Regions from separate parts of the Homo sapiens genome. Here regions 1, 3, 4 and 5 are each linked to region 2. The links are chromatin contacts, found by Hi-C or POLR2A ChIA-PET in ENCODE. All regions are on one chromosome and are shown on one strand. Each heading gives the region's core, a stretch centred on a gene start or an enhancer-like site at or near the end of the contact. The rest is flanking DNA. Distances are from core to core; before and after follow the strand shown.

The links. Hi-C counts contacts between places; a loop is a spot of excess contacts on that map. ChIA-PET counts read pairs that join two places held with the same protein, here RNA polymerase II (POLR2A). Pooled maps may share reads with other maps.
Region 1: a map with no recorded cell type shows a loop between it and region 2 (2.8-fold over the local background). The contact joins two enhancer-like sites. A Hi-C loop is called at or near these places in 5 of 168 maps with a recorded cell type or tissue (Caco-2, HCT116, K562 and 2 more), 3 of 37 single-sample maps with no recorded cell type and 9 of 50 pooled maps. POLR2A ChIA-PET finds 5 or more read pairs at or near these places in 2 of 52 experiments (T-cell and WTC11).
Region 3: a pooled map shows a loop between it and region 2 (2.8-fold over the local background). The contact joins two enhancer-like sites. A Hi-C loop is called at or near these places in 1 of 50 pooled maps. POLR2A ChIA-PET finds 5 or more read pairs at or near these places in 5 of 52 experiments (OCI-LY7, activated T-cell and naive thymus-derived CD4-positive, alpha-beta T cell).
Region 4: a pooled map shows a loop between it and region 2 (3-fold over the local background). The contact joins the promoter of CLIP1 here to the enhancer-like site in region 2. A Hi-C loop is called at or near these places in 6 of 50 pooled maps. POLR2A ChIA-PET finds 5 or more read pairs at or near these places in 4 of 52 experiments (BJ, GM10248, H1 and 1 more).
Region 5: a loop to region 2 is called in a pooled map, with 4 times the contacts of the local background. The contact joins the promoter of HIP1R here to the enhancer-like site in region 2. A Hi-C loop is called at or near these places in 2 of 37 single-sample maps with no recorded cell type and 10 of 50 pooled maps. POLR2A ChIA-PET finds 5 or more read pairs at or near these places in 3 of 52 experiments (MCF 10A, activated CD4-positive, alpha-beta T cell and endothelial cell of umbilical vein).

Annotation. Positions count from the first base shown.
Region 1 is chr12:122,873,229-122,877,224 of GRCh38, forward strand. All of the region lies in intron 1 of VPS37B (VPS37B subunit of ESCRT-I), which reads right to left. Among named protein-coding and RNA genes, the nearest start is that of VPS37B, 21 kb to the right of the region's middle. RefSeq lists enhancers at 1-498, 2,620-2,789 and a silencer at 3,514-3,722. Within about 2 kb of position 2,648, at least 5 of the 41 ENCODE cell types and tissues checked have a DNase peak (open chromatin) inside an H3K27ac peak, as active enhancers do.
Region 2 is chr12:122,645,057-122,649,274 of GRCh38, forward strand. No RefSeq gene overlaps it. Among named protein-coding and RNA genes, the nearest start is that of MIR9902-1, 49 kb to the right of the region's middle. RefSeq lists enhancers at 2,087-2,156, 2,247-2,306. Within about 2 kb of position 1,880, at least 3 of the 41 ENCODE cell types and tissues checked have a DNase peak (open chromatin) inside an H3K27ac peak, as active enhancers do.
Region 3 is chr12:122,451,886-122,455,895 of GRCh38, forward strand. No RefSeq gene overlaps it. Among named protein-coding and RNA genes, the nearest start is that of CLIP1, 31 kb to the left of the region's middle. Within about 2 kb of position 2,171, at least 7 of the 41 ENCODE cell types and tissues checked have a DNase peak (open chromatin) inside an H3K27ac peak, as active enhancers do.
Region 4 is chr12:122,421,228-122,425,097 of GRCh38, forward strand. It overlaps CLIP1 (CAP-Gly domain containing linker protein 1), which reads right to left and starts at 1,442. Exons shown (of 26, transcript NM_001247997.2): 1 at 1,294-1,442. RefSeq lists silencers at 739-1,138, 1,159-1,508 and an enhancer at 2,618-2,717.
Region 5 is chr12:122,833,228-122,837,227 of GRCh38, forward strand. It overlaps HIP1R (huntingtin interacting protein 1 related), which reads left to right and starts at 2,230. Exons shown (of 32, transcript NM_003959.3): 1 at 2,230-2,416. The coding sequence starts at 2,324. It overlaps LOC124903040 (a long non-coding RNA gene), which reads right to left and starts at 2,006. Exons shown (of 2, transcript XR_007063501.1): 1 at 1,947-2,006; 2 at 1,328-1,611. RefSeq lists an enhancer at 1,832-1,881 and silencers at 2,132-2,371, 2,542-2,741.

The sequences.
Region 1 (3,996 bases), core at 1,398-3,897, 230 kb after region 2:
TTACCCAGGGGGCAGCTGGGAGAAGGGGACACAGGATCTCTCTGTATTCTTTCAACTGCATGTGAAACTATGAGCATCTCAAAATAAAATTTAACTGTAAATACAACCACCAACCACTGCTGAGATGGCTTTCTCCTGCTGGTCTCACCTGGCGGATGAGGAGAAGGGCACATTGTCCAGGCTGCATTCAGAGACAGGCCTCGCGCTCCTGCTCCCAGACCCACAGTTCTGTGTGTTCCATCACTCTCAATCAATCATTTGTTCAATAAACATTTACTGAGCGAGTATTATCTGCCACGCCTGGGGTTAGGCACAGGGAATTCTGAGAAACAGGAGTGCTCCCACCCTCAAATAAACTGAGTCAAGCATAAATGGAGCCAAACTCATCAGCCCTGATCTGTGAGGCCCCAAATGGCCTGGTCCCCACCATCCCTTCCCGGTCAGTTCTGAGAAAGGAGGTCCCTAACCATCCTGCCTACACCAGCAGCCACCCTCTGTCAGCGCCCATGTCTTTCGTGGCATCATCACTGTCATCAGTGAAGATTAAATCTGTTGTCTCAATCACTGTCTGTCCCAACACTAAATACAGACGACACACTTGTCTTTGGCATCCCAAGCACTTTGCACACATCTGCCACTCAGTGAAGATCTGCTGAATGAATCAGAGAGCCCCCCACAACCCCAAAAAAGCCAAGATTCACTCAAAGCCAAGCCTGGCAAATAAGGGAGGTAACAAAACTGTGGAGGAAAAAAAGCGACCTAAGTTTGTTGAGAGCTAAGTGCCTCCAATCCTTGATGAAGCAGAGGCGCTCCCATCAGAAAGTCACTAGAGACTAAGTCTGAGGGAGGGTGTCACGCTGGACCTTAAAGTAATTGTCAAACAGAATTTCCTCAAAAGTCCTCAGTCAAGGTAGCACACAGCAAGTGCAGGTCTCCCACGCAACCACTTGAAAGACAGCGCTCAATGCAGCACCGACCGACATTCCAGCAGGCGGCCTAGACTACCCCACAGCAGTCTCAGCCTCGGCTGTGCCTTACGATCCCCGTTTACTGGGGAGTAGGGAGGCTGCTGTTACAAATCTCAATGTCCCGACCAACCCCTACCTGTTGAGCTCTTCAGGAGGGGCCAGGCATGGATGCTGCCTTCAAAGCTCCCTGCTGATACATACCGCTAAGCTGAAGACTTTTGCTCCAGTTTCACCATACAAATGCATCTACAAACAAAATCTTATTTCCGTAGGGTTTAAGTCAAGTCAAAATCACTTGTCCTATATATTAGAAAGTCCTAGAGGAGAAGAACACAAGGAAAGCGTGGACTATAATAAAGACAACTCACGTGTCCACATTTCTGGGGTCTGGGGAAAAAAGGCAATTTGTTTTGTATAGGACACACATAAGCCACCAGGCATCAAAAGAGGCCAAATAAAACTCCAACTGAGGCCGAGTGCGGTGGCTCACACCTGTAATCCCAGCACTTTGGGAGGCTGAGGCAGGCAGATCACCTGAGGTTAGGAGTTCAAGACCAGCCTGACCAACATGGAGAGACCCCTTCTCTAAGAAAAATACAAAATTAGCCGGGCATGGTGGCACATGCCTGTAATCCCAGCTACTCGGAGGCTGAGGCAGAAGAATCACTTGAACTTGGGAGGCAGAGGTTGCAGTGAGCCAAGATCGCGCCACTGCACTCCAGCCTGGGCAACAAGAGTGAAACTCCGTCTCAAAAAAAAAAAAAAAAAAAAAAAAAAAAAAAAAACTCCAACTGAGGACTGTTAAACTGGCAGTGATTTTTTAAATATCCTTTGGGTATTCAGATGTTTTCATATAAATACGATAACTTTTTTTTTAAATTGAGACAGAGTCTCGCTCTGTCACCGAGACTGGAATGCAGTGGCGTGATCTCAGCTCACTGCAGCCTCCGCCTGCCAGGTTCAAGCAATTCCCGTGCCTCAGCCTCTCAAGTAGCTGGGATTACAGGTGTGTACCACACCTGGCTAATTTTTTTTTTTTTTTTTTTTTTTGTATTTTTAGTAGAGACGAGGTTTTGCCACATTAGCCAGGTTGGTCTTGAACTCCTGACCTCAAGTAATCTCCCTGCCTCGGCCTCCCAAAGTTCTAGGATTACAAGCATGAGCCACCACACCCAGACAAATACAGTAAATTCTAAGTGGCCACCCAGAGAATACCCACAGCATCCTGCAGGATAATGGCAGTAGGGACAATGGCCAGGATGCATGTGCTGAAGGTGAATGTCTTTTCTTAAGCATTGGATAAAACTTTTTAACACTCAAAACCTGCCCCAGAACACACCTTGGATGCTACAATCAATGTAGAAACTCTTTCCTCAATCTTTTCATTGTTACAGTTGGAAAAAAAAAGGGGGGAGGAGAAACAACAGCTTTGTTCATTTGCAAAGCAAAGGCAAATTGGCCAGGACAGGCCCGGGAGGCCTCCACAGGCGCAGCATACACCACTCAGCAAGGCCCAGATGGCAGCCACTCCGGCCACATACACCCGGCTCTCCACCCCTCTCCGACTGATTCCAGCCTCAATGTCTGTGACCAAATCTGTACAGTAAATCTGAGAATGCTTAGAGAGGTATTTTAGGAACCATCAAACTAAAAAAAAAAAAAAAAAAAAATCTTAAGTTGCCACTGTCTTTGTTTCATGGTAGGCACCAACAGATACCTGAAATTGAAAACAGTGATGCCAACCTCTTGATCATTCTCATGATCCTTTTTGTTAACCATAGAAAAGTCTTTTCAGGAAATAATCTCTCTGTGGTAAAGAAACATTCTTATAAATTTACTCAGTTTCACTTCAGTTTCCATTACTTCTCATAAGTGAAGAAAAATGAGATGCCTGATTACAGCATTTGTAGTAGGACCTGGCTTGTCTAAACTTATTTCTGCCCACCTATCCGTGCATGAGCACAGAGAACTCTCTGGAAGCATGCTCACCCCAGGGTAACAGCAGCAGCCCGAGTGGTATGATTTTTTTACTTTCCACTTTCTACTTTTAACTATCACAGTGTTTGATTCATTAGAGCAAGCACGCATAACTTTGTAGAGAAAGGGTTTTTCTGTTTTAAGTTAAAAAAAAGTATCTTATATATACTTATCCAGGCAGAAATGTGGAGGTCTCTTTTTATCTCTTGGGATGCTTACATTAATATATGTAACTCTCTCAGAACACACAGTCTGGCTGGGCACGGTGGCTCGTACCTGTAATCCCAGCACTTTGGGAGGCCAAGGCGGATGGATCACTTGAGGTCAGGAGTTCGAGACCAGCCTAGCCAAAATGATGAAGCCCCACCTCTACTAAAAATACAAAAAAATTAGCCAGCTGTGGTGGCGGGTGCCTATAATCCCAGCTACTGGGGAGGCTGAGGCATGAGAGTTGCTTGAACCTGGGAAGCAGAGGTTGCAGTGAGCTAAGATTGTACCACTGCACTTCAGCCTGGGCAACAGAGTAAGACTCCATCTCAGAAAGAGAAAAAAAAAAAACACACACACTATCTCAAATGCACATGTCATTATTTCTTTATTTGGGTTGGGGGAGTGTGGTAGAAAATAAAGTCAGCAAGAAAGAAAAGAGATCTACAGTCCCCTCTGCATATGCCACGGCTGCTACAAAGGAGAGGCACGCAGGGGCAGAGGCAGAGGCAGGAGACCGCCTGCAGCTCTGTGGCCAATGCTGGGTCAAGGGTGTAGGTTTCCCATGGATGCTTTCCAGACCAGACACTTCTACAATGTGAAATTCTGATTCCAGCTGGCCAGTGTCTAGCTCCTCCACCTGTAATTATAATTGTGCCTTCCTAAACACAAAGGCAGACAAATCTGCCCACATTTCCAAGCTAAATCTTCTTCATGGAAAGATACTCATAGCAGTTCTTTTTACCCCCTTCACACTGTAATATAATACTTACAACAACTAAGTAAGTGACATGACTGAATTCGTTTAGCAAACTTGAACAAACAAATGGGAATCCTTAATAGC
Region 2 (4,218 bases), core at 630-3,129:
CCTTTACCCAGCATTTCCCTTCCCCCCTTCCATATCATTTAAAGGGACCACGCTCTTCCCCTCCCAGCACTCCCATATCAGTGCAACCACTATGGAGAAGTTTGGAGGTTCTTTAACAAACTTAAAATAGAGCTACCATATGATCCAGCAATCCCACTACTGAGTGTATACCTAGAAGAAAGGAAATCAGTATATGGAAGAGATAGCTGCACTCCATGTTTATTGCAGCCCTATTCACAATAGCTAAGACTTGAAGAGACCTAAGTGTCCATCAACAGATAAAGAAAATATGCTACATATACACAATGGAGTACTATTCAGCCATAAAAAAGAATAAGGTCCTGTCATTTGCAACAGCATGGATGAAACTGGAGGTCATTCTGTTAAATGAAATAAGCCAGGTACAGAAAGACAAACTTCACAAGCTCTCACTTATTTGTGAGAGCTAAAAATTGAAACAATCGAACTCATGGAGATAGAGAGTAGGATGGTTACTAGAGGCTGGGAAGGGTAGTGGAGTTGGGGGAGGAGGGGGACGTGGGGATGGCTAATGGGTACAGAAAATAGAAAGAATGGGCGGGGCACGGTGGCTCATGCCTGTAATCCCAGCACTTCAGGAGGCCGAGGCGGGTGGATCACCTGAGGTCAGGGGTTCAAGACCAGCCTGGCTAACATGGTGAAACCCCGTTTCTACTAAAAATACAAACAATTAGCTGAGCGTGGGGGCACGTGCCTGTAATCCCAGCTACTCGGGAGACTGAGGCAGGAGAATCGCTTGAACCCAGGAGGCAGAGGTTGCAGTGAGCTGAGATCACGCCATTGCACTCCAGCTTGGGCAACAAGAGTGAAACTCCGTCTCAAAAATAATAATAATAATAATAATAAAATAGAAAGAATGAATAAGACCTGGTATTGATAGCACAACAGAGTGACTATAGTCAACATAATTTAATTGTACATTTTAAAATAACTAAAAGAGTATAACTGAATTGTTTGTAACCCAAAGGATAAATGTTTAAGGTGATGGACACCCCATTCACCCTGATGAGATTATTACGCATGGCATGCCTGTGTCAAAATATCTCATGTATCCCATAAATATATACACCTACTATGTACCTAAAAGTTAAAAATTAAAAATTAACAACAAAAGGCTGGCACGGTGGCTCACAGCTATAATCCCAGCACTTTGGGAGGCTGAGGCAGGTGGATCACTTCAGGTCAGGAGTTTGAGACCAGCCTGGCCAACATGGTGAAACCCCATCTGTACTAAAAATACAAAAATTAGCTGGGCGTGGTGGCGCGTGCCTGTAATCCCAGCTACTGGGGAGGCTGAGGCAGGAGAATTGTTTGAACCTGGGAGGCGGAGATTGCAGTGAGCCAAGATTGCACCATTGCACTCCAACCTGGGCAACAGAGCAAGACTGTCTCAAAAATAAATAAATAAACAAAAATACAAATTAACAACAAAAAAAAAGACTCTCTGGTCAGACTTTTTCACTCCCTGTCTTGTATCCGGGATACAATTCTCTGCACGTTTCATGCTGTTTCAAGTCTTTGCTCCCCTTCCCTCTTTGCCTAACTAACTCCCACTCCCTCTTTATGACATGATAGTTACTTAATATCCAAGTTCCTGGAATTGCTTGAAACTGTCTCATTTAATATGAATATACATATATGTAGGAAGCATTAGGACATTCCTTATATTCAAAGAGCTAATGTAATGAATCAGGAGGAAATGTTATTACCTCAAAACCAAATGATTGTCAACTCATGTTTTCTGATGTTATTTAGGTAGGCTTGGTAACTTGGTTATATCTTAAAAGGGTACATTACTCATAACCCACATTATATTTCATACCTCAAAAGAAGAAGTGGTAATTTACAAAACTTCATCCCTCCCCCTTCCCCGTGGTGCCATGTGCTTGGCAGTTGGTGTTTTGGTCAGATCTAAGAAAAGTTTCATCATCAAGCAGTATGAACACATGTGCCGGTGAATCTCTGTCTCCCTTTTTTTTAATGACTCATAACCGGCCACAGGGTACCACATTTAGGGTGACAGCTCTACCATTCACGAGTTTGGCATGTAAACACAAGATCCCCACGTGCAGATCTATTGATGGGTGGTCTTTTCTCAGAAAGGTACATTCTTCTGGCTCGGTCTAGATTACCGGTGGGATTTTTCTATGTTTCATTTTTACTTCTGTGCTTTCGGAAGGACAAAGGGAAGCTGACAGCGAGGGTGAAATGAAAACGTAAGTGATAAGGGTTGTAAGAAACAATGAAAAAGATGTTTTTTGTTGGCTTTTTTTTTTTTTTGGAGATGGAGTCTCACTCTGTCCCCCAGGCTGGAGTGCAATGGCGTGATCTTGGCTCACTGCAACCTCCACCTCCCGGGTTCAAGCGATTCTCCTGCCTCAGCCTCCCAAGTAGCTGGAATTACAGGCATGTGCCACCACACACGGCTAATTTTTAGTAGAGACAGGGTTTCGCCATGTTGGCCAGGCTGTTCTTTAACTCCTGACCTCAAGTGATCCACCTGCTCTTGGCCTCCCAAAGTGCTGGGATTACAGGTGTCAGCCACCATGCCTCGCCAAAACAACAGAAGTTTATTTTCTCATAGTTCTGGAGGCCAGAAGTCAGCAATCAAGCTGCCAGCAGATCCACACTCTCTCCAAAGTCTCTAGGGGAGGATCCTTCTCTGTCTTTTCCAGGCATCCCCTGGCTCATGGCCACGTCACTCCAATCACTGCTTCTGTCTTCATGTGGACTTCTTCTCTGTCTGGCCTCTTCTGTCTCTTCTAAGGACACTGTCATTGCCCACCCTAATCCTATATGATCTCATCTTGATCCTTATCTTAATTCCATCTGCAAAGACCCCATTTCCAAATAAGGTCACCTTCTGAGGTTCCCGGAAGACATGAATTTAGCAGAGGGCACTCTTCAACCTTCAACCTACTACAACCTCCTTTCTCAATTTCCACTGCTTCTGCCTTTGGGTGAAGTATAGAATCCTTTAAATAACAGTGTGCTTTCTGTGTAGTTATTGATTAGAAATAATCTGGCCAGACACAGTCGCCCACGCCTGTAATCCCAGCACTTTGGGAAGCCAAGGTGGGAAGATTATGCGAGCCCAGGAGTTTAAGACCAGCCTGGGCAATATAATGATACCCCATCTCTAATAACAATGATGATGATAATAATAATAAATAGAAGTAATAATCATAAGTTTTACTGAAGTCAACTAACATACAGAAAAATACAGAAATTATAATAGACTTTCATGAAGTCATCATGCCCGTGTGACAACACTCAGATCAGGTAACAGAACATTCCCAGTATAGATTAGGAATCATATTATTTCCATGTTTTAGTTTTTAAAAATTATAGTAAAATAGGCCGGGCACGGTGGCTCACACCTGTAATTAATCCCAGCACTTTGGGAGGCCAAGGCAGGTGGATCACCTGAGGTCAGGAGTTCGAGACCAGCCTGGCCAACATGGCAAAACCCCGTCTCTACTAAAAATACAAAAATTAGCTGGGCATGGTGGCACATGTCTGTAATCCCAGCTACTAGGGAGGCTGAGGCAGGAGGATTGCTTGAACCTGGAGGCTGAGGTTGCAGTGAGCCGAGATTGTGCCACTGCATTCCAGCCTGGGCGAAAGAGTGAGACTGTCTCAAAAACAAAACTTATAGTAAAGTATACATAAAATTTGCCGTCTTAATAACTTCTAAGTGTTCAGTCCAGTGGCATTAAATACATTTATTTTCTTATACAATCATCACTACCATCCATCTCCAGTTCGATCTTGTGAAACTGAAACTTTGGACCCATTAAACACTGACTCCCCATTCTTCCTCACCCCAGCTCCCGGCAACCACCATCCTACTTTCTGTCTCTGGATTCAACTAATCTAAGGACCTCGTATAAGGGGAATCATGCAAGATTCGTCCTTTTGTGACTGGCTTATTTCACTCAGCATAATGTCCTCAATGATCATTCATGTTTGCAGTGTGAGCCAAAATGTCCTTCCCTTTCAATTTTGTTTATTTTATTTGTTTTTTCTGAGAGAAACTCACTCTGTTGCCCAGGCTGGAGTGCAGTGATGTGATCTCAGCTCGCTGTAGCCTTGACCTCTCAAGCTCAAGAGATCCTCCCACCTGAGCCTCCCAAGTAACTGGGGCCACAGGTGCACACCAGCATGCCTGGCTAATTT
Region 3 (4,010 bases), core at 921-3,420, 190 kb before region 2:
TTACAGGTATGCGGGATTACAGGATAATTTTGTATTTTTAGTAGAGACGGGGTTTCTCTATGTTGGCCAGGCTGGTCTCGAACTCCCAACCTCAGGTGATCCACCTGCCTCGGCCTCCCAAAGTGCTGAGATTATAGACATGAGCCACCACGCCTGGCCCCATATTTTAAATTATTTAATTTTTTTTTTCCCTAGAGATGAGTTCTTGCCATGTCGTTCAGGCTGGTCTTGAACTCCTAGGCTCAAGCGATCCTGCTGCCTCAGATTCCCAAAGTGCTGGGATTACAGGCGCGAGCCACTGTACCCAGCCTCCTCATTTTTTTAAACCATTGCGTTGTAAGATCATAGTGTGCTATGATTTCAACAGATTCCTACCAATAGACATTTAGGTTATTTTCAGTACTTGCTACTACACACATTGCCACAATAAACAGCCTTGGGTGCATATATAGTATACTCGTATTTCTTTTCTTCTTAAAAATGTTTTTTGTCTTACCAAGAAGCTTGAATCTGAAGCGCATACAGTGTGCTTTTACAAACATAGTTGTAGGATTAATGCTTAGATTAGAACCACTGAATCTAAAATATGTACATTTACATTTTTAAAAAAATTACCCTCCCAAAAAAGAGTGAGCCAATTTATATCCCCACCAATAATGTATGAGAATGCCTGTTCCCCTCTACTTTAACCTTTCTTAAATGTAAAACCAATCTTACTCCATCAAATACAGGCCATCAGAGCCTACCTGGAAACAGCTATGCATATGTTCCTGTCAGATAAAGCCATTTGAATCCCAAATGAAATTCCTAAAGCTAAAAGGAGATAAGGGTGCCTAAATCTGCTGGGACCAGTCAGATGTTGAGGTTTATGCTCTGCTGGTCAAAAATTACCTTACATTTTATTAGAGTTTACATCAGTTATCACGATTTCAGCAGCTGGTCTAACTCAGACTAGCGGAGACAATAAGGAGACTCATTAGCTCACAAAACAGGACGTTTGCAACACGGTTCAGCTTCAGGGCTGGTTGATGTAGTGGCTCAAGCCGCTAAATTTCTCAAGCACCCAAAATCTTTTCTTCTCTTTCTCTGCCATTTGCGGAGGTGGCTTCATCCTTCATTCAACCATCCTAAGGTAAGATGGTTGCCAGAGCAATGGATATGATATATGATACATTTCTGTCTCATGCGTTGTGTGAGGAGACCACCAAACAGGGTTTGTGTGTGCAGCAAGGCTGTTTATTTCACCTGGGTGCAGGCGGGCTGAGTCCGAAAAGAGAGTCAGCAAAGGGTGGCGTGATTACCACTAGTTCCTTTAGGTTTTGGGATAGGCGGTGGAGTTAGGAGCAATGTTTTGCAGGCAGGGGGTGGATCTCACAAAGTACATTCTCAAGGGTGGGGAGAATTACAAAGAACCTTCTTAAGGGTGGGGGAGATTATAAAGTACATTGATCAGTTAGGGTGGGGCAGAAACAAATCACAGTGGTGGAATGTCATCAGTTAAGGCTATTTTCACTTCTTTTGTGGATCTTCAGTTGCTTCAGGCCATCTGGATGTATTCGTGCAGCACAGGAGATATGATGGCTTAGTTTGGGCTCAGAGGCCTGACAATTTCCTATTCATGCTTTCTTGTGGTTTGCTTTGCTTTTGCTTTTGCTTTTGCTTTTTTTTTTTTTTTTTTTTTTTGAGACAGAGTCTCACTCTGTCTCCCCAGGCTGGAGTGCAGTGGTGCAATCTTGGCTCACTGCCACCTCTGCCTCCCAGGTTCAGGCGATTCTCCTACTTCAGCCTCCCTAGTAGCTGGGACTACAGGCCTGCGCCACCACACCTGGCTAATTTTGTATGTTTAGTAGAGACGGGGTTTCGCCCTTTAGGCCGGGCTGGTCTCGAACTCCTGAACTCAGGTGATCCGCCTGCCTCGGCCTCCCAAAGTGCTGGGATTACAGGTGTGAGCCACTGCTCCTGGCCTTTCCTATGGTTTTCTAAGTGTGCGTGTGCATGCACACACACACGTGCACGCACACACGCACCCTCTGGCATGCATCTCCTTGGCCCAGGTGGGCCCAGATGGGCCCAGGTCTGTCCACCCTGAATATACCATGATCAGGGTAAAGTGAGTATTGCACAGTCAACTATAACATTCACTACTGTGCTTCCATTTTCAAAGACTGAAGCAGAGACTACCAGAAGTCCCGCCCCCCTCAAAGCCATTCTACCCTCTTCCTGTATCTGATTCTTCCTGCCATGTGACATCCAGAATGAAGACATTTCCTAACTTCCTGTGTTATTAGGGATGGCCATGAAAATAAGTTCTGGCCAAGCTGAAGTAGCCCATGCAACCTCTTGGAAGTGTGTGTGTGTGTGTGTGTGTGTGTGTGTGTGTGTGTAAGAGATGGAGGCTTGCTCTGTTGCCCAGGCTAGAGTATAGTGGCATGATTACAGTTCACTGCAAACTTGAACTCCTGGGCTCAAGCGATCCTCCGGCCTCAGCCTTCGAGTAGTTACGATTACAGGGGTGAGCTACAGTGTCCAGTCCAGGCAGTTTTCTTAAAGGGAGAGGGCAAACATTTATCTTTCTTTTCTCCCTCCTGCTGATAGGATGTGATATTGTGACATAATAAGAAATAGGCCGGGCATGGTGGCTCACGCCTGTAATCCCAGCACTTTAGAAGGCCAAAGTGGGCAGATCACTTTCGGCCAGGAGTTTGAGAGCAGCCTGGCCAACACAGTGAAACGCCGTCTCTACTAAAAATACAAAAGTTAGCTGGGCATGGTGGCACATGCCTGTAATTCCAGCTACTCGGGAAGCTGAGAAGGAGAATCACTTGAACCCGCGAGGCGGAGGCTGCAGTGAGCCAAGATCGCACCACTGCCCTCCAGCCTGGGTGACAGAGCGAGACTCTGTGTCAAAAAAAAAAAAAAATAGAAATATACATTTTGATCTTTGTTGCCCCTGGCTTCTGGCCAGAGCTCCTAAAACCTTTGCAGTTTCTAAAGCAAAAAATGTTAGGAGCATCTTTCGTTCTACCATTTGGTCTTTGACCCTGTCTCCTAATACGAGCGCCTAATCCTTTGGAATTTTCTGGGTGACAGGAAGACCTATTGTTCTAATGAAGCCAAACTTGGTGGGCTCTTGGATAGCTTCAGGATGGGGGCTGGTCACCAGAATGACCAAACCATGATTAGCATCCTGAAACTTTCAGCCTCACCCTCCGTCTTCTGGGTGAGGGGAAAGGGCTGGAGATTAAGTTAATAATGGATCACGCCTGCATGAAGAAGTCTCCATAAAGGCAGAGTGTGGGGACTCAGTCTGTAAACCTAGCACTTTGGGAGGCTGAGGCAGGAGGATCACTTAAGCCTCTGGAAGTTGAGGCTGCAGTGAGTCGTGATCATGCCTCTGCACTCCAGCCTGAGTAGTGACAGAGCAAGATGCTGTCTCAAAAAAAAAAAAAAAAAAAAAAAAAAAAAGGCTGGGCGCAGTGGCTCACGCCTGTAATCCCAGCACTTTGGGAGGCCAAGGCAGGCGGATCACCGGGTCAGGAGATCAAGACCATCCTGGCTAACATGGTGAAACCCCATCTCTACTAAAAATACAAAGAAATTAGCCTGGTGTGGTGGTGGGCGCCTGTAGTCCCAGCTACTCCCAGGAGGCTGAGGCAGGAGAATGGCGTGAACCCAGAAGGCGGAGCTCGCAGTGAGCCGAGACTGCACTCCAGCCTGGGTGACACAGCGAGACTCCGTCTCAAAAAAAAAAAAAAAAAGAAAGAAAAAAGAAAAGAAAAAGAAAGAAGGAAAGGCCGGGCGCAGTGGCTCACGCCTGTAATCCCAGAACTTTGGGAGGCCGAGGCGGGCGGATCACGAGGTCAGGAGATCGAGACCATCCTGGCTAACATGGATAAACCCCGTCTCTACTTAAAAAAAAATACAAAAAATTAGCCAGGCGTGGTGGCGGGCGCCTGTAGTCCCAGCTTCTTGGGAGGCTGAGGCAGGAGAATGGTGTGAACCTGGGAGAC
Region 4 (3,870 bases), core at 192-2,691, 220 kb before region 2:
AAGATGCCTTCAATAAATGTTCATTGTTATAATTTACAGAGAAAAAAAGGCCCCAAGTCTGAGAAGCGACATGCCTGGGGATTCTTGCTAAAGGTTATCATTAAATCTAAAAGTCAAACAAACACATTCCTGACTCTGGGATACTCTCCTGATTCGTGGATACCATCGCTAACAGTAGTGACACAAATCAAATAATAAGAACAGCCAGAATCATAACCCTAATGACAGCAGTGGCCACAGCACTTAATACTTATAGAGCTGCTAGGGGCCACTGTCCTAAAAGAGGAAGAAGGCCAGGCTGCTGAATCACACACACACAATTACAGAATCTTCTCCACCCTTTGTTTTAAAAAACAGTTCACTGGCGCCCAAGTTTTGCTAAAAACAGGTATCTAAACCGATGACGGACAACGTGTAATTTCTTCATACCAAAGAGGTGGGGCTGTGCAGGGAGGAGGGGGTGGCGCTCGGCTCCTGCCAGATGGAAAAGCCACATGAAGTGGAGAAACAGCCGGATTCAGGATTCACCCCCGAATCAAAACCCGATTTTTGAAAGGCAGGACCTTCCAATTCGGGCAATCGCTAGGTTCTGCTTGTAAAATAACCTCTGAACAAGTGTCATCTGCCTTCCGCGCCAATCCCCTGCCGCGGTAGAAGGTTCGGATTACCGGGCAGCGGTGTGATTTCGGAAACCCGAGAGCGATCTGGCCACCTCCAGCCTTCCCCGGTCTCCGAGAATCACAGCCCCACTTGAGAGGAAAACAAAAGCCGGGGCAGCGGGGGAGGCCGGGCCAGGGTGCCCTCCATGCCGGATCGCGGGCGCCGGGCACCCGGGGCCTGAGGAATGCTCAGGTGACAGGCGCGGCGCCCGGGGCAACAGGTCCCGCCCGGCTTCGGCCTCCCGGGGTCCGGCCGATCCCACATCCGCCCCGGGGCCCAGGAGAGGGAGCGGGGCGCCAGGGAGAGAGCGGCGCCTGGGGCGGCGCAGGGGCAAGGAGTCCAAGCTCCATCTTGAGGCGGGCGGAGGAAGCGAAGGCCCGGCTCGGCGCTGACAGGGCCGCCACTTTTCCAGCTCCGGAGGAGCCCCCCAGGGACCCCCGGCCTCCGGCGCCGGCCACCCGAGACTCCCGCGGTCCCCTCCCGGACGGCTCCGGCGCGCGAGGCTCGGCCCCGCTCCCGGACGCCGGGCTTCGACCCCCGACCCGACCCTGGGCGGGCCCCGCAGGCCGGGAAGCCGGCAGGGGAGCAGGGGGTGCCGGGAAAGGGAGAGGGCCCGCGCCGCCCCCTGCTCACCTCCTCGGACGCCGCCGGTCGCCGCCACCTGTCCCACTGCAGCAGCAGCAGCCGCCGCGGCCGCCGCCTCCCGCCTCCCGGCTCGTCGGCTCGGGGCGGGGGAGAGCGTGACGCGCCGCCGCCGCCGCGGGGCCGGGCGGGCGCGCGCTGCCAGGAGAAGACGCCGCGCGGCTCCTCCCAGCGCTCCGCCGCCGCGCCCGCCCGGCCGGCCCGGCCGGCCCGGCCCCTCGAGTCCGCACCGGCCCTGCGGCCCGCGCCCGGCCCCGCGCCGCCCCGCCGCCTCTTTGTCTGCGCCCACCGCGGCCCCGGGAGGACCCTGGCCCCGGCGCGCCCGCCGCTCCGCCCTCGAACCCTCCCGAGCCCCGGCTTGGGGAGCAAGGTGCGAGGGAAAACCCACAGGCCTGCTCCGAGGGGCTTCTCGTCATTTCTGCAAAGTGTTCCCAGAATTTGCAAGTCACACCCAAGAGCCCCATTCAGCCTCGACCTCAGCCCGCTCTTTGGGGCTGATTCATTTGTTTGCCCTCCCCTTCCCGCCAGACAAGGGTGAGAAATCCTTTGAAACAGGCTGCAAGGCGCTTCCGAAGCAGGTTAAGTTGGGGATTGGGAAGGATCATCTCTGCCCTCGCCTCCCTCCAGGGAAAGACCCTGGATGAGGCGTCCCTGGAGAAAATGCTGAAAGGAACTGTAGAGCAGGTTAAGCTTGGGAAGAACTGTATCTGCTCCCCACTTCCCTCCGGGAACGACCGCGGGTTAAAAATCCTTTGAAACGATCCCAGGGTTTGCTCCGTTCGTTTGAGAAAAGCCCCTTTTATTCGCCCTGGCTGCTTGGACGGAAGCCCTGGTTAGTGTCCCATCCTCCTTCCCCCCTGGGATTTCCTTTAAAAGCTTTTGAAAGGGACAGGAGGGAAGGCTGCAACAGCCTGCTCGGGGCTGGGGTAGCAGAGGGCGGCCAGCATTTCACTCCCATGGACCATGGCAACCCCAGAAGCCTTACATCTCCAGGGAGGAATTTGCAGCTGTCGGGGAAGCCCAGGATTTTGTGGTGGATAAGGGGGCAGGGGCTTCCTCCTCCTTGCCAGTAGAAGAGAATAATCGGCGGGTGACCCCTCTAGCTGACCTTTATTCAAAGCACCGTGCTGCCTGGACCAGCAGGAAGAGGGAACTGCTCTGGTAATGCACGAAGTTCTGAACTATGTAAATTTGTCTCCTGGCCCCTCCTCTCCATTCATGTCTGAAATCCCTCGAAATGCTGTTACCTAATTCAACATCGCCCTAATTTACAGGCTGCAAGGTCAGGTGGTGGTGGTACTCCTGAAATCCCATATCCATATTCCTAATCTGAAAGGCGCGCCTCACCCCCTAATCTAAACAGTCTTCAGCTGTAATCAGCAAGCTGTGGAATCATAGATGTCATAGGATGAGGCACAGACCACTTCTAATGGGGGAGTTCAGCTAGGAACACTTATGGGCTTGTCTTTTCTTCTCTACTCAGTAGGCTGAGCCTGTCTTTATTAAAAATATTGTTTTGGGGCTGGGTGTGGTGGCTCACGCCTGTAATTCTAGCACTTTGAGAGACCCAGGTGGGTGGATCACCTGCAGACAGGAGTTCAAGACCAGCTTGGCCAACATGGTGAAACCCCGTCTCTAACAAAAAATACAAAAATTAACTGGGCATGGTGGTGCATGCCTGTAGTCCCAGCTACTCGGGAGGCTGAGACACGAGAATTGTTTGAACCCGGGAGGCGGAGGTTGCTGTGACCAGAGTTCAAGCCACTACACTCCAGCCTGGGTGCCGGAGGGAGACTCTGTCTCAAAAAATATATATATATATACACATGTATATATATATGTATATATATGTGTGTGTGTGTGTGTGTGTATATTTGCTTGTTCTCATGGGTTATTCTATGTCATTGTCATGTTCATCATTTGCTTATTTATTTATAATTATATCATTTTGTTCATCATGGAGTCTTGGCGTTAATTTTTTTTTTTTTTTTTTTTTTTGAGATGGAGTCTCACTCTGTCGCCCAGGCTGGAGTGCAGTGGTGCGATCTCGGCTCACCGCAAGCTCTGCCTCCCGGGTTCACGCCATTCTCCTGCCTCAGCCTCCCGAGTAGCTGGGACTACAGGTGCCCGCCACCACGCCCGGCTAATTTTTTGTATTTTTTTAGTACAGACAGGGTTTCACCGTGTTAGCCAGGATGGTCTCGATCTCCTGACCTCGTGATCCGCCTGCTTTGGGCTCCCAAAGTGCTGGGATTACAGACGTGAGCCACCGTGCCCGGCCATTAATTTTTATTTTTTAAAAAATATATCAGCCGGGCACAGCGGGCTGATCACGAGGTCAGGAGCTCGAGACCAGCCTGGCCAATATAGTGAAACCCCGTATCTACTAAAAATACAAAAATTAGCCGGGCATGGTGGCGCATGCCTGTAATCCCAGCTACTAGAGAGGCTGAGGCAGAAGAATTGCTTGAACCCAGGAGGCGGAGGTTGCAATAAGCCAAGATAGCACCACCGCACTGCAGCCTGGGCGACAGAGGGAGACTCTATCTCCAAAAAAAAAAAAAAAAA
Region 5 (4,000 bases), core at 980-3,479, 190 kb after region 2:
TACAGGCACGCCATCACGGCCAGCTAAGTTTTTCGTATTTTTTGGTAGAGATGGGGTTTCACCATGTTGCCCAGAATGGTTTCGAACTCCTGAGCTCAAGTGATCCACCTGCCTCAGCCTCCCAAAGTGCTCGGAATACAGGCGTGAGCCACTGTGCCGAGCCTCATCAACAACTTTAAAGAAGAATAAGTGAGATACTGTTTAACAGATGCTGAGCCTGGTGCCCGGCACAGTAATAGGCTCTGTGATTATTTAAAAAGCCAGTTGCTAATGGGAAGTCTCTGTGGCAGATGTGCTAGACCTACAGGGGCTGTTGCCTGGTTGAAAAGGGATGCTGTATATGCGTGAAGGGTCACAGGAGAACCACTTTTGTTCCGTGTGGAAAAAGGAGTGTGAGAAACAGCTGGAGTACCGCAAAAAGCCCCTTTACTGTGGTCTTTATTAGAGCACAGCTATCAACTAAGTTGACTAAGTTACATATGAAGGGTTTAGCCCAGTGCCTGCCAAATAATAAGCATTCAGTACATATCAGCTATTGTGATTCTACCGTTATTCTGATAAAGAAGCTTTTTAGTGATTGGAATTAGAGAAAACAGGATTAATTTCTCCTTTTGGTGCAGTGACAGGAGAGTCTTGGCAAATGTTATCTTTTGGGGTCAGCTCTAGCTCTTGGGCTGGAGGGTGAGGAATCAGTTAAAGAAAAGGGTCCCTGGCGGGGTGTGGTGGCTCACGCCTGTAATCCCAACACTTTGGGAGGCCGAGGCGGGCGGATCACCTGAGGTCGGGAGTTCGAGACCAGCCTGACCAACACGGAGAAACTCTGTCTCTACTAAAAATACAAAATTAGCCAGGCGTGGTGGCACATGCCTGTAATTCCAGCTATTTGGGAGGCTGAGGCAGGAGAATTGCTTGAACCCAGGAGGCGGAGGTTGCGGTGAGGTGAGATTGTGCCATTGCACTCCAGCCTAGGCAACAAGAGTGAAGCTCGGTTAAAAAAAAAGAAAAGAAAGAAAGAGAAGAAAAGAAAAGAAAGAAAGAAAGAGAAAGAAAGAAGAGAGAGAAAGAGAGAAAAGAAAGAAAAGAAGGAGGAAGGAAAGGAAAGGGAAAGGGAAAGGAAAGGAAAGGAAAGGAAAGGAAAGGGTCTCTGACCTCAGACAGGTTACAGTCTCACTAGGGAGACAAGGGTCAGGATTACGTGGGCGTCATTTTCCTCCTTACAGGCAGGCGGTGCCTCTCCCTTCAAAAGCAAGGGACCTTTATGCATGATTCCACATCTGCATTCCGATAGGAAAGGGAAACAGCAGAAACACAATACCCATCTGAGAGCTACGCTTAGAGAGGACTCTGGGCTTTTATTTATTTTTTTACTTCAGTCTTGTGACCAGTAATTTTAAGGGAAAGCCAATAATAATGTTTTTAAAAAGCCTCACGCCACCCCTGGCGGCATCTCCTCGGTGTACTTTGCTGTTCAGATCCGCCTGCCTTCTGTGCCAGCCTAACAGCGCCCGGCCTCAGCCCCCATTGTCCCTGGAGCTGGCGAGGTGTCCGGTTGCGGAGCCGGCGGCGTCTCTGGAAATGCATCCTGCATCCCCGCATGGATAACAGCTGCAGCTATGTCAGAATTGCACAAAGAGGGGAGAGTGTCATTGTGTGCCTTTTGACACATACATTAAGACCAAAAAGGAAAAAAAGCGTCTATCTGTGCTGCCACCGACCAGACTCATGGAGGCCAGATTTTCTCCAATTAACCAGATCTTGCCCTGGTGCAGACAAGACTTAGTGAGTTCGGAGGAGGGGTGGGGAGAGGGAATTGGCTGGGGTCCCTACCCTGGGTGGAAGGAGGAGGGAGGGGTTCCCCCTCCCCCTTCCCCTACCCTCCCCTCCGGGTTTAGGGAGGGGATTAGAGGTGGGGAGGAGCTGGGGGGGCGTTTGGCCTGTGCCCCAACCTTGTGAGTGAGGTGGGGGTTGGAGGTGTGCGGGGGGCGGGGCGTGTGCCGGGGTCGCCGCGGGATGGGGGGTTGGGGATGTGCGGGGAGAGGCGCGTGTCCCGAGATCGCGGGGGGTGGGGTTGGAGGTGTGCGGGTGGAGGGGCGCGCCCTGGAGTTGGGGGCGGGCGAGGCGTTTGCGGGCGCGGGGGGCGGGTTTGGAGGTGTGCGGGGGAGGGGCGTGCCCTGGAGTTGGGGGCGGGGCGAGGCGGGCTCCTCCCCGGCGGGCGGGCCCGGGCGCGGCGCGGTGGCCTCGCGGTGCCTAGGCTGGGGCTGCCGGACCGTGAGGCTGTGAGTCGCGCGGACGGAGCCGGACAAAAGCGGGCGGCGGCGGCAGGATGAACAGCATCAAGAACGTGCCGGCGCGGGTGCTGAGCCGCAGGCCGGGCCACAGCCTGGAGGCCGAGCGCGAGCAGTTCGACAAGACCCAGGCGAGCGGGCGGCGGGCGGCGGGCGGCGGGCGGCGGCGGGCGGGCGGGCAAGCGGCGTCCCTGACCCCTCACGCGCGAACGGCTGGGGCCCGGGAGGCGCCGGCCAGGGGCGGGGGACGGCGCGGGGGCAGGGCCTGTGTCCGCCCGGGCTCTCCGAGAGCTCCGCTGCCGCCCCCCGCCGGCCTCCGCGGCCCGAGCCGACCGGCGCGCAGGTGAACCGGAAGCCGCGCTCCCCGCTCCCGCCGGGCGCTCGGGCCCAGAGGCGCCGGGGCTGAGGGGGCCGGGGTCAGGGTGTGCGCGGGCCGGGAGCGCCGGAGCTGAGGCGGCGGGGGACGGAGATGGGGCCGGGGTTGGGTGTGCGCGAGCCCAGCGCGCCGGGGGTCGAGGGGGCTGGGGATCCAGGTGCTCCCGGGGCCGGCGCGGCCCGACTGGGGTCCCCGACCTTCCGTGCCGCTCCTTGCCGGCTCCTGCCCCCGTCTCCTACCCCCTGAAACCGATGCCCCCACGGGCAATTTCCTTAAAGGAAATTCCTTAAACTCCCAGCTTCCTTCTCTCGTGAGCGGTTTCCCAGGGCTGCACAGTCTCCTATTATTTGCTGGGTGAAAAGCTTCTCGTATGTCGCCAGACTTGTTTGCCCGAGCGCTGCCCACGTATAAATAGGTGCACACCCCCTCATTAAATACCGGCGCCCGACAGACAGAAACTTCCTGGGGCTCCCTTCCTGCGCCTCCCACGCTTGTAACTCTTCCAGATGATGCCTATCCTGGGAAGGCGTTAGAAATGAAATAAGGGCGCGGGTGTGCGTTTTGTACTTGTGTTTGTGCCGGGGACCCACGATGCAGACGTTGCTGCGTTTCTGGTTTCCTGTTGCTTTTTATTTTACAAACTCTTGAAGTGCTCTCAGGCTTGGGGGATGGGCGGTGGAGGGGGGCATACTTGTTTATTTGCCAAAATAAGTCAACCAAGACTGAAATGGCTGAAAAATTTTACTCTAGAGATAAAGGAAGCCAGAGGACCCCTCCCACTCCTGTCTAAAGCAGGTTGGTGACATTTGCGTTTGTGGCGGCTATTTGCAAGTTCCGTCCCACTTGTCCTTGCAGAGAGCTATGACTTCTGCGGTTGCCTTCACATCTAGTTAGCACACGCACTCTACAACAGCTTTCGTTTTGAAATGAGAGAGAACGCAGGGAGACCTTCTAACCTTTGTGCTTGGGATTGACCCAGAAAGCGATAATAAATCCTGAGGATATCAAGGCTTTAGAAATGCGAAGTGCTGGAACCCAGGTGGCTGCAAATTACCAATTTAGCCTTGTGATCTTCATCACCATCAACTGGTTCAGCCCGGATAGCCCGTCATTTTAAAAAAATTTAAAGTCACCAATACATAATTAATTGTGCCAAGAACTTGTAGATCATAGGGAGAAAACCTGAATTGGCAGACATATCTGGATGTTGTCAGAAACTTTGTTTATTCACTGAGTTTTTTCTCGTGCCTTTGAGGACGTATAAAGAGGTCTGATTGCTACATGGAGGAGATGGGATGTGAAGGACCAACTTCATTGATCTTACTCTTAAATGATAAGA